2 separate regions of the Homo sapiens genome follow, and region 1 is linked to region 2. A link is an interaction called in ENCODE POLR2A ChIA-PET data of the cell type or tissue named here. Cell type or tissue: GM12878. All regions are shown on one strand. Each heading gives the region's core, and the rest is flanking DNA. Links, peaks and the distances in the headings are about the cores only.

Region 1 (5,000 bases), core at 1-5,000, 110 kb after region 2:
TAAGCTCTAAGTAAAGAATCCTGACTTCAATTTCCCACACCACTACACGAATAATTGAAAATGCTCAATAAATGTCTGCAGGAATACAATGAACACTCTAAAACGTTCTATTCAGTGGTTACTTGGTAAATATAATGACTATTAAATGAGAATCCAGTCCTTCTCTCCATTCTATGACATTTATGATAGAAGTGAAAAATAAGCTCAAGAGCAACTAGAGAGCATTTTCACCATGTCAGCCCAAAGACCAAGATGAAAAGTTGTTAAGACAACTAAATAATGAACAGCTACTATGAGCCCTACCAACATGGCTAATGCACACAGATTTAAGGGTATGTTTGTTAATTTGAGGACTTTATGTTTTGTTTGAAAACCTTATGTTTTATTTTGTTTAAAACAAAATAAAAGGCTGGGTGTGGTGGCTCATGCCTGTAATCCTAGGGCGTTATCCTTTGGGAGGCTGAGGTGGGCAGATCACCTGAGGTCAGGAATTTGAGACCAGCCTGGCCAACATGACAAAACCTTGTCTCTACTAAAAATACAAAAATTATCTGGGCGTGGTGGCATATGCCTATAATCCCAGTTACTCAGGAGGCTGAAGCAGGAAAATCACTTAAACCCAGGAGGCAGAGATTGCAGTGAGCCGAGATTGCACCACTGCACTCCAGCCTGGGCGACGGAGCGAGACTCCATCCCCCAAAATAAAAATAAAAATAAATAAAAGAGCATATAATTAAGCATGTGGCTAAAAAGCTATACAAGGCAATTAGCCAGGCATGGTGGCATGTGCTTGGAGTCCCAGCTACTCAGGAGGCTGAGGTGAGCTGTGATGGCGCCACTGCACTCCAGCCTGGGCAACAGAATGAGACCCTGTGTCAAAAAAATAAAATAAAAAATTTACAAAGCTACGCAAGGGGATCCAGACGCAGTGGCTCACATCTGTGATCCCAGCACTTTGGGAGGCCGAGACAGGAGAACCACTTGAAGCCAGGAGTCCAAGACCAGCCTGGGCAACATAAACAGACCTTGTCTCTACAAGAATAAAAAAATTAGCTGGGCGTGGTGGAGCATGCTTGTAGTCCCAGCCACTTGGCTGAGGTGGGAAAATCACCTGAGCCCAGGAGTTTGAGGCTGCAGTGAGCTATGATCACCACTGCACTCCAGCCTGAGTGACAGAATGAGACTTTGTCTCTAAAAAATAAATAAATAAATTTTAAATTTTAAAATTTTAAAAAGCTATGAAAGATGTGACTGTAAAATTATTTTAATAAGATAAAAAATCATTAATAATTTGCATTACCAAAGGGCAGCCCTGATGACTCTGCTAGATAAGAGACTTTTTCTAAGGACATGCCTTGCCACCAATGTGTTTTTCAAAGATTTTCTTACTTTAGATCAACTACAGAAAAAAGAAAAATAAAAACAATAAAAACAAAACTCCAGTCACTTGGCCTGAATGCAGATGGAAGAAATGAAATTCTGTTATGATGCCAGAATGTGTGCAGCTTCTCCTTCCACAGAGCCTTGCACAGAATGGAAGCGTAACATGAAACCATAGAGTCGCAGCTCCTGCTACAGAGGGCGAGAGAGGCTGGTGGCTTCCAGGCCCTGCCTCGTTCCACCTGGCCAGTCTTCCAGGTAACTGTGGAGGCAAAGAGGCTGACTCACTCACACTGGCTATTATCTTTGTAGAAGATACTCAAAGATAAATACAGATGGGTTTCACAGCAAAAGGGAAATTTTTCTGTTTGCAGATTTTAAGTGGTCTTGGGCAAAATGTCATTATTCGGGATGTGAAGGAGCTATCATTTTGAGAGAAATGCTCATATGCCATCTTCATTCAACACTTTTTCAACTTACCCCAGACCTTCACCTTCTAAAGAATTAGATTCTTTCCTCAAATTAGACCTATATACATCCACAGTATATTTGATAACAGTATCAATCTTGGGTACACAGTAAGTCATTTAAATTATCAATGGCTATCAAAATCCTAATAAGCCCCCCTTAACTTTATGTTCTATACTCAGATCATTTGAATATTATAAGGAAAGTATGTTATTCACATCTTGTTTCATAGAAACATTCAGATACAAAATTAAGACCCAATACATTTCTTTTAGGTTCTAATCATATGACAGTATGCAAATATACTGCCCTTTTAACATATACTTAACAGGATACTCACCATCAGTATTTGGCAAAAAAGATAAGCAGAGAGCCAAAGCAAATCCATTTCCAAAGTTTAAAGTCTGAAGGCACATTACTAAGAAATAATAAAAAACACAATGAACAACTAACTACCTCAGAGCTTATCCAACTAGACAGGTTGGATAGCATCATCACAGCCCCAGGTAGCAGAAGGGAGATGAGAGAAGTCAATCCTGAGCCCCCACTGACCATGTGAAGTTAAATGGCCAAATTTTAATGATGTTACAGACAGCAAAATGACTTACATGAAAAAGTCTTGGTATAGAGAATTTTAAATAAGTGCAAAAGAAAAATTTAGATTAGAATTATAGTATTTTTAAAGTTGCTCCAAAGTTGTAAAGAATTATATATATGCTCTTCTACTCGTCATTCATTTGTTAAATATTATTTCATTTGTCTGGATTATCATGTCTCCAAACCTACCTTCTGGACCCTTTTTAGACCAGAGTCGAACAGCAGAATCTGCAGCTGCAGAAACGATCAGTGTACATAATGCAGGATCTGATGTCCTCCTCTGGTAAACAGCATGCACCGCATAAACAGGTCCTTCATGGCCTTGAAGATGCACTGCTTTTAAAAGCTGAATCAGAAAGAATGACAGAAGCATTGTGAAAAAAAGGATTTTTTTTACCTTTATTTAATTGGATAAATGTGCCAATAAAATGGCTGAGCCAGAAATAGGTCCTCTAAGTTGAAAAGAATTTTTCAAGAAGTCTGTCTGACCATGTTAACAACACACAAAATGTGCATGCCCTGTGACACAGCAATCTCATATCTAGGAATCTACTCTGAGGAGACAATAGGTATTCTGAAGAATATAGGTCAACTTTGTGGAATGTTCCTCTTTTTGGATTAGTGTGATTTTCATTATGAAGAGATTCAGAATATACATTTTGACAGCATTACTACATAAGCACATCCCATCAGGAGGCACATCATTTCAGTTTGTCCAGGTTTTAGTGAAGCTAACCTTTATATTTAGTAGAAGTATTGTCTGCCAGGTTTTTTCACCGTGATGTTAATTTTTTTTTTTTTTTTTTTTTTTTGGTGATAATATGAGTATACTTTGGGATTGAATAAACATTCTATTCCTCATCAAACTTTTACTAAGTACTTTTAGCATCCACTCATGATACTTGCCTAAATCAAGTAGGGCTGCAAAATAGAAAAATAGCAAAGAGAAGTGGGAAATCCCATTGGCTTATCAAATCTATCTGCTTGCCATCAAGATTATTCCCTCTGGCATCCCTTCTACTGATGTTTTGGGTTTATCTTTTTTTAAGTTTCAAATGTGTGACATTCCACCACTTCTTTTAAAAGGTATCTTCTATCAACTGTCTGCTGAAATAGTGGTGTTCCTTAAATGTCTCTTCAGTTGTTTTTCCAATTATAATACTTAAAACAGAATTCTGCCACTAAAGAAGATGCACATAATACTCATGTATAAGGGTCTGTACACTAACTTTCTTTAGAATCATTAGCCTTTGACTTCTTGGAAAAAACACTTAAGCCAGGTGCAGTGGTGTGTGCCAGCAGTCCCAGTTACTTGGGAGGCTGCGGTAGGAGTATCACCTGAGTCCAGGAGTCCTTGGCTATAGTGCACCATCATCTTACCTATGAACAGCCACTGCACTCCAGCCTGGGCAACACAGCCAGATCTCACCTCAAAAAGGTTTAAAAAATCCTTGGATACAATAGAATCTCTATTATGCATAATTATACACACATAACTAGAGACGGGGAATGACATTCACCAGAAAGTTAACTCTGCTCAGATTTTGCATAGGTTTTTCCTTCTTTATACTTTTTGTATTTATAACCTTTTTTTTTTTAACAAGTCTGTCATTACCCCCTGAAAAAACTAAATCTATTGAAAATACTCATTTCACATCTTTAAGCAGTTATAGCTCAATCAGAGAATTTTTAAAAACATAACATGACAGAAGTGTGGGGTAGCACTGAGAAGAGTCTTGTAAATCTATATTCGTATGCCAAAAGCATTGAAAACAGATCAGCCCAAGTAAGAATAGTTTGAAAATTATTCCAAAATGACAGGAAATTCACAGAGACAGTTAACAGCATACAAATATGGGAGTAGAAATCAGAGCAAAGGGTACAGGGCCTGTGTAGTATAAAAGATACAGCATTTGTGTTGCTGATGAGCAAGATTAACTTCATAAAAGAACAACATAGTTGAAGAAAAAAACTTAAAATAAAAGTATATATAAAAGTCATTTCTGAGACCAGCCTGGGCAACAAAGTAAGACCCCATCTCTACAAAAACAAACAAACAAACAAACAGAAATCAGCCAGGCATGGTGTCAGGCACCTGTAGTCCCAGCTACTTAGGAGGCTGAGGTGAGCCACGATCGCACCACTGCACGTCAGCCTGGGTGACAGAGTGAAACTCTACCTCTTAAAAAACAAATGAACAAAAAAAGTCATTTCTTGATTATAAACATGTCCACTCACCTGATTATCCTCTATTTCCCAGTGAATCACTTGATTATCAGATCCTCCAGAAACTAATTCAGTAGAAGGGGCTGAAAAAAATTATATCTCAGTAAATATCTTTATTCATTTTTTCTGCAATTTTTAAAAATTTCCAAGCTACACCAAAAAACAATACCCCTGTACCCTCTACCTAGATTCACAAACTGGTAACATTTTGCCATATTTGCTTAATATCTCACTCTTCCTCTATATACATACACACACACCTTTTAGGAGGCAAACTACTTAAAAATAAGTGGCAGACACTGTGATCTCTGATCCTCAAAGACCATATA
Region 2 (11,332 bases), core at 3,659-8,658:
TTTTCTTACGTTTAATAATTATTTTTCAAAAGTTATAATATACTTATGTTGCTTTGATCAACTGTGTACTACGAAAAATTATGGGCTGGGTGCAAAGGCTCATGCCTGTAGTCCCAGCACTTTGGGAGGCCAAGGTGAGAGGACTGCTTGAACTCAAAAGTTGGAGACCAGCCTGGGCAACATGGCGAAACCCCATCTCTATTAAAAATAAAAAATAAAAAATAAGAACTCAATGCAGAAGAAATTTCCTAGCACTTAAACTCTTACAATCACAGTAAACTTTAAAAAATGTTTATCCATGTCAATTTATATACACATTTTAATTTCACAGAAGTATGATAGGGTAGTAGTCAATGAAAGATTTCCAAGCACAGAATATATAACACTAAGATAAAATTCTGTTGAGGGCATGGAAAGGAAATACAAGTTGCAGAAGGAAAAGGAAAGAAATAAAAGACTGACCACTAAAAGACAGTTCGTTCATATATATATGTGTGTGTGTATATATATATACACACACACATATATATGAAAAGGAAAGAAATAAAACTGACTATTAAAGGACAGTTTGTTCTCTCTCTCTCTCCCTCTCGCTCTCTCTCTCTCTATACACACACACACACACACACACACACACACACACACACACAGAGATAATGTATTTTGTAATGAATACTCACGAGATTCAAATTGTTGTGGTTTAAAAAAATGCTGCAGTATTGAGATTCTACTGGCTTTGTTGAAAAGAACAATGTACAAGTTTAAATTTAAAATGACAATGTTTACAATATACTGGAAATCACATCCTTTGTAGCTGTTTAAACTATTTTTAAAATTTAGATGACAACGTAAAAATTTTAGTATGAGTGAGGAATATAGTTTTAAAAAATCCTTCTAAGGTATACCAACTCAAAAAAACTGTTTCAAGACCAATGGCTTAGACTGCCAGAGAACATGGGACCCTAAGGGGTGTCCTCTAAGTGTAAACAGTCACAAGCTGACACTCCCTGATTCTGCATCGTGCAGGGAGCAGGAAGACAGGCTTTCTTCTTTCCTCTGCACCTACCACCTTTGTTCCACCAAGGCCCCATCTCCCACCAGGACAGTCCCAGCTGCCTCCCACCTGTGCCTTTACTGCCTGAGTTTCCCACTCGATGCAGCCACCTCGCCAAGTCAGGGCTGACTTTCTAACATAAGCAGTGTTATGAAGCTTCTCGGCTTAGAATCCTCCAGTGAGTTCCGCAGCCACAGGTAAAGGACTACTGACTCCTCAGTGGCACACTCAACCCTTCTCCCCATCTATCCCCCGTCACTCCCCTGCTCACATCTGACCCTCTAAACCCTTCTCTGAGCCCATGAATGCCAAGCCCTGCCATGCTGCTCCCTGGTAACCATCCCGCCTGTGACTGCCTGAAAAATTCGTACTCTCCTTTTTTTTTTTTTTGAGACAGAGTCTTGCTCTATCACCAGGCTGGAGTGCAGTGGCGTGGTCTTGGCTCACTGCAACCTCTGCCTCCTGGGTTCAAGCAATTCTCCTGCCTCAGCCTCCCAAGTAGCTGGGATTACAGGCACTTGCCACCATGCCCGGCTAATTTTTGTATTTTTAGTAGAGATGGGGTTTCACCATGTTGGCCAGGCTGGTCTTGAACTCCTGACCTCGTGATCTGCCCGCCTCGGCCTCCCAAAGTCCTGGGACTACAGGCGTGAGCCACCGCGCCTGGCCTCCTACTCTCCTTTTAAGTTGCAGCTCCAAACTCACCTCCTCCCTGAAGCCCTCTGTGACTCATTCCAGGTGTAGAGGATTCTGCCCTTCGCATAGACCTTTATTACATCTCTTACGTTGCAGCATTGCTATCTGCTGGCAATTGATCTCACCAACGGAGACTCCAAAGGACCAGGACTAAGGCTTAACTATCTCAGCCAGCCTCCTGAAACCCAGTAAACCCCAGGTAGGCAATGGGTGCTATGAATAATTGGCACTTAGAGATTTCACTGCTGCTCACTTCTCCAGATAATTTACAAGGGTGGTACACAGGTCCTGACAAATCCTACTCCTTTCATGCCTCTACCCCTGGAAATGCCTATTTCTCTCTCCCTTTAATCATGTCTCTAAGCTTATCCATACCCCAACCACCACCATCTAACTTCAATAAAATGAGTATAAATCTATTCCCCTTTTCTATCACACAGCAACTCAAATTCTTAACAGCTTATGGCGTGAAAATCATCAGAACTTTAAAAACTCTAAGTACATTACATCCTTTGACTCCTCTCTATAGCATACACTTTCAGGGATTTGTAGGTTAAACTATGCAGGGCCTTAGACCCAGTTTTCAGTCCATATATGGTCAAATGCCATTTGGTTTATTTATGTTTTAGAAACATGAAACATAAAATATTGCTGTCAGCCAGGCTGGAGTGCACTGGTGTGATGATAACTCACTGCAGCCTCGAACTCCTGGGTTCAAAAGATCCTCCCATCTCAGTCTCCCAAGCAGCTGGGACTACAGGTGCATGCCACCACACCTAGCAATTTTTTAAATTTTTTTTTGAGACAGAGTCTCGCTTTGTCACCCAGGCTGGACTACAGTGGTGTGATCTCAACTCACTGCAACCTCCACCTCCCAGGCTCAAGTGATCCTCCCACCTCAGCCTCCCAAGTAGCTGGGACTATAGGCATGCACCAGCATACTTGGCTCATTTTTGTATTTTTTGAAGAGATACGGTTTCATAATTTTTGTATCTTATTTTGCAGATATAGAGTCTTGCCATGTTGCCCAGGCTGGTCTTGAACTCCTGGGCTTAACCAATCCTCCCTCCTCAGCCTCCCAAAGTGCTGGGATTACAGGTGTGAGCTACCACACCCAAACTCTAAATGCTATTTGGATTACAAACTAGTTCCTCTGGGAACTGATCACTAGGCCAGGTAATATCTGAACAAACTGGTAATCATTCATTCATTCATCTAGCCATGTATTGAGCAACTATGTGCCAGGTGCTATTTTAAGCATGGGGAGACAGCACTGAAAAAAACAGGCAACAATCCCTATCCTCATAGAGATTGCTTACATCTACTAAAAGGAAAACAGAACAAAATAAGTGAGCAAAATATATAGCAAGAAGAATGTGAAAAAAATGTGCCACTGAGAAAAATGAGACAGGGAAGGTTGCTACGTTGCTGCAGATTCAGGTACAGGGTGCTGTTCTGAAGAGGGTAGTCAGCCAGGCTTCCCTAAGGAGGTGACATTTGAGCGGACACATGAAAATGATCTTTTCTGCACACCTGGGACTGTTAACTTTCAAAGTACTTTCATCTCTACTGCCTCACTTCATCCTAACAATGGCTTAAGGTGGGAAAAATTGTGGAAACTTTTGAAAGTCTGAGGAGCTGAGGTCTATAGAAGTTGAGGCACCATGGGGTTCAAGGATTCACCAAGGTCACGCCATTGATTGGTGATAGAGCTAAAAACTAGCAAGCCAGGTTTCCTTGCTTCCAGATCCAATCTGAGGACATAGCAAGCTATTAGGGTTTTTATTTAATACAATTGGATTAATTATGCTTTTGAACATGCAGGACTAAGGCTGAATGTTTGGGCAGAGGCTGGACAGCTGGCTTTATGCCCTCCTCAGCCTCCTTAAGAAGATCCTGGAGCCCATTTCGCCTGCTGACCTGGGGCTACTGCAGTAGGTTTCTGCTAAAGGCTGATGACCCCTGCTTTCCATACATCAGCAAGTCACCCGTAAGTGCAGTTCATGGGCTGTTTTGATGTGTGCAAGGGTAAGCCAGGGTTCCTGTTCTCTACGAACCAATTCAAAATGTAATACCTTTTCCATGTTTCTTCTTTGCATTCCTTTGAGAGTTTGAACTTTGTTTGATCAAATGACAAGGACGGCCAAAAAATGTTGACAACCAGCTTGAAATTTTTTCTCCACAATCATAAGTACTTACTCTGGCAAAAGAGAGAGAGAAAGAGTGAACTGTTACATAGTATTTATTTAAATAATAATCTGAATTGCAAAAAGTTTGGTTACAAAATAAAATAAAACAAAACATTGCATGAGCCCTGAAGGCAGCCTGAAGTGACAGATGCTGCAAGGAGATTTCCAAGGCAGGACGACCTGCCATCTGGGGCTTATGTGAAGCTTTCAGACCAAATAAAAAGCTTCAACATTTCTCCTGGAAAGACCTTTTTACTATTAATTATTGACACAGAGAACCACAAAGCTTAGAATGCTTAGAATTTGAGAACTTCCAGAGTGATATGTTGCTTTCAGAAGCCCTTGAACCCAGAAATATGTCCTATTTGTTCACTATGGGCCTGATTGAAATATCTTCTCTCACATGGACTGACGTGTTTGGTTTGTAAAATGAACACTGTGCCTGTGAGTTACAGATATAAGTACTGCATTTACCAATCTGGTGTTTGAAAACTCAAGAATCCTCTAGAATTTTGTTTATCCAAAATGTATTGTTCTGACTGAAAATGTGCTAAATGAATGTGTAAGTTGGTGACATTGGTGCAAGTACTGGTAAGAAGATGTAGAGTGTGCTTCACTCTTTAGCCTCCAAGGCATCCTGGGACCAGGGCCCAGGATTCTCCACTGTGTCAAGCACAATCATCACATCATCACCTTTGTGCTTTCCTGGGGGTATAGCCCTTCACACTCCCAGAGTGATCCTCTGCCTATCACCCAGAGCACTAACGACTGGGGTCCAACTTGGATGTAGCTTTAGCATTTAACATACCATTTCCTGCCTTGCATGACAGCATATGTTCAGGGCAGTGCACAAAGACGTGCAATATGGTTTGATACCATGCAGTATCACCATCTACTGAGCACAGACCTACCCACTAATGAGTGCATTGTGTTAACTGGTAGGCAATCAGCACTCTGAAGGTTTTTTATTATACATAAATCTTTAGTGAAGTGTTATATAGTTAACTGTTTTAGTATATGGGCGGGGGTGAAAGGGGAATTGGTTGGGGCTTAAGATAGGATAAATTTCCCAAGATTGGAAAATTTGCTATTCCACATGTATTCAGGTACAGATAAGATTAGATAACAAGGGATGCAGACATTTGATTTATTCAATAAAAAGACTTAGAAACATGTACAATCAATAAACAAAATAGCAATGCTATTACATTCAACCCCACTTTACATTTCCTAGAATTCAGTAGATGATTTATCATCAGCAAACCAGATTAGATAATAACCCATAATATGGGTATATAATCTGTGAGTTATCACCTGAAAGCTAGGTTTTAGAAACCTGAGAGATGTCTTGATAACCCCCCTCACCCTCAGCTTCCTTATCCAATCATCAGCTAGTTCAGGTTATTCTATTTCCAGAATACATACCTGCAGCTTCCTGACTTTCTCTCTGACCCTGGTCCAAGCCTCCATCTTGTCTCACCTGTGTTGCTAACACAGGTGCTTATGTGGCCTTCCTGCTTGCACCCCTTCCCCCTTCCAACTGCTCCACAGGCACCAGCTGGTCTTCTCAACATGCAAATCAGGTCTTTTCCCTCCCTATGAGGCCTCCTCTGGAGTGTTGCAGTGCCCTCCAGACTGTTCCTTCTGTGTCACCTTTTCTTCCCACCCCACACTGTCCTCTTGACACTGTCCCAGGCTCTGAAGGGAACAACATGGGCATTCTAGTGGGAGGGACTAAAGATCAATAAACAGATATATATTAACTTGGAAACAACAAAGGCAAAGGAGATGAATACAAAAGGGGAAATGAAGAGGGAGAGGTTGTTTTCTGTGGGTAGTCATGTGGCCCTCTGAGAAGGGGGCTTTTGAACAGAGACCTGTTGGAGATGAAACTGACAGAGGTGAGAGAACAGCCCTGTGGAGGTATAACTAGGGGAAGAGCACCAGGCAGAGGGAACAGCAAGTGCAAAGACCTGAGAAGGGAGCATGCTTGGGAGGTTTGAAGACCAAAGAGCCAAGAGTGTGGTTAGAGAGAAGCATGCAAGGGAGAAATGGACAGCAACTGGACTGAAGGGTAGCAAAGGATAGATTGCATAGGGCATTACCCTCTTCCCCCTCTGTGCCAGCCTGTCAATAAAGCTGAGATTTTCACGTGCTTCAGAGTCTCACCTGTCAGCACAGACCCTGCTTTGGCGAATCTGAGTCCGTTCACTATTTTCCTCAAGAGGCACCTCTATAGGCTCCATCCCTAATGAACAAAGGTTAAAAACAAATTTATCATTATGTAAAAACAACAGCTACTTGACTTCAAAATATACTACAAAGCTGTAGTAACCAAAACAGCATGGTACTGACATAAAAATAGACACATAGACCAATGTGACAGGATACAGAACCAAAATATAAATCCACACATTTACAGTCAGGTGATTTCTGACAAAGGTGTCAAGAACAAACATTGGAGCAAGAAGAGTTCTCTTCAATAAATGATGCTGGGAAAACTAGATAACCATATGCAGAAGAAGAAAACTAGACCCCTATTTTTCACCATATACACAAATCAACTCAAAATGGATTAGAGATTTAAATCTAAGACCCCAAATTATTAAACTACTAGAAGAAAACATTGGGGAACTGCTTCAAGACATTGGTCTGGGCAAACAATTTTTGGATGAGACCTCAAAAGCATCAGCCTCAAAAGCCAAAATAGAGAAACAGAATTATAGCAAACTAAAAAGCTTCTGCACAACAAGGGAAACAACAGAATGAAGAGACAACCAACAGAATGAGAGGAAATGTTTGCAAAGCATCCATCCAGCAAGGGATTAATAACCAAATAGGAAATCAACAACTCAACAGTGAAAAAAAACAAGTAATTCAATTTTTTTAAATGAGCAAATAATCTGAATAGATATTTCTTGAAAGAAGACATGCAAATGGCTAATCAATTTTTTTTTAATGTTCAACATCACTAATCATCAGGGGAATGCAAACCAAAACCACAATGAGATCTTACCCCAGTTAGAATGGCTATTACCAGAATGACAAAAAATAACAAATGCTGGTGAGGATGCAGAGAAAGGGGAACTCTGACACACTGTTGGTAGGAATGTGAATTAGTACAGCCATCATGGAAAACACTACTGAGGTTCTTCAGAAAACTAAAAATAAAAATACCGTATGATCCAGCAATCCCACTTCTGGGTATTTATCCAAAGGAAAGGAAAATCAGAGGAAAAAAAGAACAGTGGATAGGAGACAGGACTAATGTACAGCTCCCAGTTAGACAGACAGAACAGCATGTAGAGACTCACACTGTGAACTTTTGCTGCATGAACCGCTGCAGGAACATATCAGGAAAACTGATAGAATTCACAGACACTTTGAAAGAAGCAGCTTGCTGCTGCAAACACAAGATGGCCAAAAATTTGAGTTCCCAAAGTGTGAGAAGGTGAGAAGTTGGTCTCCGAACACACATCCCCATTGGGGAACCTGAAAATCCAGATGACAAGGGAAAGATTTACCCTTACCTAGAGCTGAAATGGATTTAGGCAGCCAAGCAAAATATAAAAGTAGAAGCAGCAGCAGGAAGAGCCCTGTAGGGACTCCTGGTCTCCAGCTTGAACCCCAGGAAAGCCATTCCTGGACTTATCTCACAGGGGTTCTTGGGGAAGGGAAGGCAGCCAGTGGAATTGGAGAGGGGCCACAGGGTGAAGGAAGCTCCTAGCTTGACTTTGTAATGATTTTAACTGAGCACAAACTTTCCTAAGTAGAATGCAGAAGAGGAGACAAATGGGAAGTAAAGATACAAGCGTAGAAGCTGCAGCCAACTGTCCTGGCAGGCAGGGAGGAGCAAGGCCTGAGAGCCCTGCTTGCTTTCTCAGCAGGAGGCTTGTAGCCTGGGGCAAGATCTCAGCCCTGCTTACCAGATGCCTGTACAGAAACCTCAGTGCTGCTGGGGAGGCACAGTGGGAGTGAGACTGGCCTTGCTGGCTGTGTGGGAGCTGGGTGAGGTCTTTCAATGCCAGCTTTCCCCCATGTCTCTGGAGACCTATTTGACACAGCAGAAACAGCCATAATTCCCCTGGGAACATAACTCCATTTGCCCAAGAACCAGCCCCCCACCCCCAGAGTGGCCACAGCAAGTCCTGCCCAAGGAGAGTATGATCTCAGACCCACCTAACCTGCCCCCACCTGATGGTTTCTCTCTACTTGCCCTGATAGCCAAAGACAAATGACATGGTCTCTTGGGAGCTCTATGGCCCTGTTCATTACCTGAGGAAGCCAAGTACCTATCCTAGCCAAGGCAGGGCAAAATTATATCCCCCTTCTACTGCTGCAGCTGGTGCTCTCTTGAAAGCAGCACCTTCTGGCTGGAGGCCAATCAACTCAAGCCATTACAGCAACTCATAAGAGAACAACTCTGCTCCAAAGAAGGAGAAAACAACAGCTAATTTCACCACCTGCAACACCCTGGTTAACCAGAGGTCCTGAGTCTGTCCATGTGACAACTTCACTGCTAGCATAACCAGCATTTGAGAAAACCACCGCACTAAACAAAACTACAACCAAGGACTAAAACCAGCACACTAAAACAAAACTACAACCAAGGACTCCCAACAGAGTCCACTTTACTCCCCGCCACCTTCACTAGAGCAGGTGCTGGTATCCATAGCTGGAAGACGTGAAGATGAATCACATCACAGGACTCTTTGCAGACAGTTCTTAGCACCACCCTGGAGCCCCAGAATCCTGCTAAATGGCTAGAACCAGAAAGGCAATAACAATCACTGCAGTCTGGCTTTTTAGAAGCCGTATCCTTAGAGGAAGGGGGAGAGCACCACATCAAGGGAGCACCCCTGGGACAAAAGAATGTGAATAGCAGCCCTTGAGTCCCATATCTTCCCACAGAAACAGTCTCCCCAAACAAGAAGTAACCAGAAAAGTCATTCTGGTAATATGATAAAACAAGGTTCTATAACACCATCAAAAGATCACTCTAGCTCTCCAGCAATGGATCTAAACCAAGAGGAAATCTCTGAATTGCCAGAAAAAGAATTCAGAAGGTTGACTATTAAGCTACTTAAGGAGGCACCAGAGAAAAGTGAAAACTAATTTAAAGAAATTTAAAAAAATACAGGATATGGATGAAAAAGTCTCCAGAGAAATAGATATCATAAAGAAAAGATGATCACAACTTCTGGAAATGAAAGACACACTTAGAGAAATGCAAAATACACAGGAAAGTTTCAGCAATAGTATTGAAAAAGTAGAAGAAAGAACTTCAGAGCCCAAAGACAACGCTTTCAAATTAACCCAATCCAAAAGACAAATAAAAAAGAATTTTAAAAAATGAACAAAGTCTCCATGAAATTTTGGATTATTTTAAATGACCAAACATAAGAATAATTGGTGTCCCTGAGGAAGAAGAGAAATCTAAAACTTTGGAAAACTTATTTGAGGGAATAATCAAGGAAAACTTCTCTGATCTCACTAGAGATCTAGACATCCACATATAAAAAGCTTAAAGAACACCTGGGAAATTCATAGCAAAAGGATTATTACCTAGGCACATAGTCATCAGGTTAGCTAAAGTCAAGATGAAGGAAAGAATCTAAAGAGCTGTGAGGCAAAAGCATCAGTAACCCAAAAGGAAAACCTAACAGATTAACAGCAGATTTCTCAGCAGAAACCTTGCAAGTCAGAAGGGATTGGGGTCCTATCTTCAGCCTCCTTAAACAAAATAATTATCAGCCAAGAATTTTGCATCCAGTGAAACAAAGCTTCATAAATGAAGGAAAGATAAAGTCGTTTTTAGAAAAAGAAATGCTGACAAAATTTGTGACTACAATCCAGCACTACAAAAAAAATGGTAAAAGAAGTCCTAAATCTTAAAACAAAACTTTGAAATACACCAAAAATAGAACTTCCTTAAAGCATAAAGCTCACACAGCTTATAAAACAATAACACAATAAAAAAAAGGTATTCAGGCAACAACTAGCATGATGAATAGAACAGTACCTCATATCTCAATAGTAATGTTTGAATGTAAATGGCCTAAATGTTCCACTTAAAAGAGGCAGAATGGCAGAATGGATAAAAATCCACCAACCAAGTATCTACTGTCTTCAAGAGACTCACCTAACACACAAGGACTCATATAAACTTGATGAAAGGGGTGGAAAAAGATATTCCATGAAAATGGAAACCAAAAGTGAGCAGGAGTAGCTATTCTTATAGCAGACAAAACAAACTTTAAAGCAACAACAGTTTAAAAAGACAAAGAGGAATATTATATAATAATAAAAAGAACAGTCCAACAGGAAAGTGTCCCAATTCTAAATCTATATACACCTAACACCGGAATTGGAGTTCTCAAATTTATAAAACAATTGCTACTAGACCTAAGAAATGAGATACATGACAACACAATAATAGTGGGAGACTTCAATACTCCACTGACAGCATTAGACAGGTCATCAAGACAGGTCAACAAAGAATCAATGGACTTAAACTATACCCTAAAACAAATGGACTTAACAGATATTTATGAAAATTCTACCCAACAACTGCAGAGTATACATTCTTTTAACTGGCACATGTAATATTCTCCAAGATGAACCATATCATGGCCATAAAACAAGTCTCAATACATTTAAGAAAATTGAAATTAGATCAAGTACCCTTTCAGACCACAGTGGAACAAAATTGGAAATTAACTCCAAAAAGAACTCTCGAAACTATACAAAGACATGGAAATTAAATAATCTGCTCCTGACTGATCCTTGGGTCAACAATGAAATCAAGATGGAATTTAAAAAATTCTTTGAACTGAATGATAACAGTGACACAACCAATCACAACCTGTGGGATACAGCAAAAGTACTGCTAAAAGGAAAGTTCATAGCAGTAAATGCCTACATCAAAAAGTCTGAAAGAGCACAAATAAATAATCTAAGGTCACACCTCAAAAAACTAGAGAATAAAGAAAAAATCAAACCCAAACCAAACAGAAAAAAAAAGAAATAACAAAGATCAGAGTAACACTAAATGAAATTGAAACAAACAAAAAACAACACAAAAGATAAATAGAACAAAAAGCTGGTTCTTTGAAAAAATAAACAAAACCAATAGATCATTAGTGTGATTAACCAAGAAAAGAAGAGAGAAGATTCAAATAAGATCAATTAGAAATGAAATGGGCAATATTACAATTGAAACCACAGAAATACAAAAGATCATTCAAGGCAACTATGAACACCTTTATGCACACAAACTAGAAAACCTAGAGAAGATGGATAAATTCCTGGAAATATACAACCCTCCTAGATTAAACCAGGAAGAAATAGAAACTATGAACAGACCAATAACAAGTAGCGAGACTGAAATGGT

What was found. ChIA-PET counts read pairs that join two places held together with the same protein. Peaks named below come from ENCODE experiments on the same cell type or tissue, not always from the same donor. Only the 100,000 strongest peaks of a DNase experiment are listed, where the experiment ranks them.
Region 1: POLR2A ChIA-PET joins it to region 2 with 5 read pairs; 2 of 35 experiments call an interaction of 5 or more read pairs at or near these places.

What each region holds. Positions count from the first base shown.
Region 1 is chr18:36,136,061-36,141,060 of GRCh38, reverse strand. ELP2 (elongator acetyltransferase complex subunit 2) reads right to left here. Exons shown (of 22, transcript NM_018255.4): 3 at 4,684-4,754; 4 at 2,635-2,791; 5 at 2,189-2,266. Among named protein-coding and RNA genes, the nearest start is that of ELP2, 8.7 kb to the right of the region's middle. In GM12878, for the core only: no CTCF peak of the experiment used is centred there; no DNase peak of the experiment used is centred there.
Region 2 is chr18:36,243,777-36,255,108 of GRCh38, reverse strand. It overlaps MOCOS (molybdenum cofactor sulfurase), which reads right to left. Exons shown (of 15, transcript NM_017947.4): 10 at 6,109-6,187; 11 at 3,826-3,950. Among named protein-coding and RNA genes, the nearest start is that of FHOD3, 48 kb to the left of the region's middle. RefSeq lists an enhancer at 7,415-7,915. In GM12878, for the core only: no CTCF peak of the experiment used is centred there; a DNase peak (open chromatin) is centred at 5,548.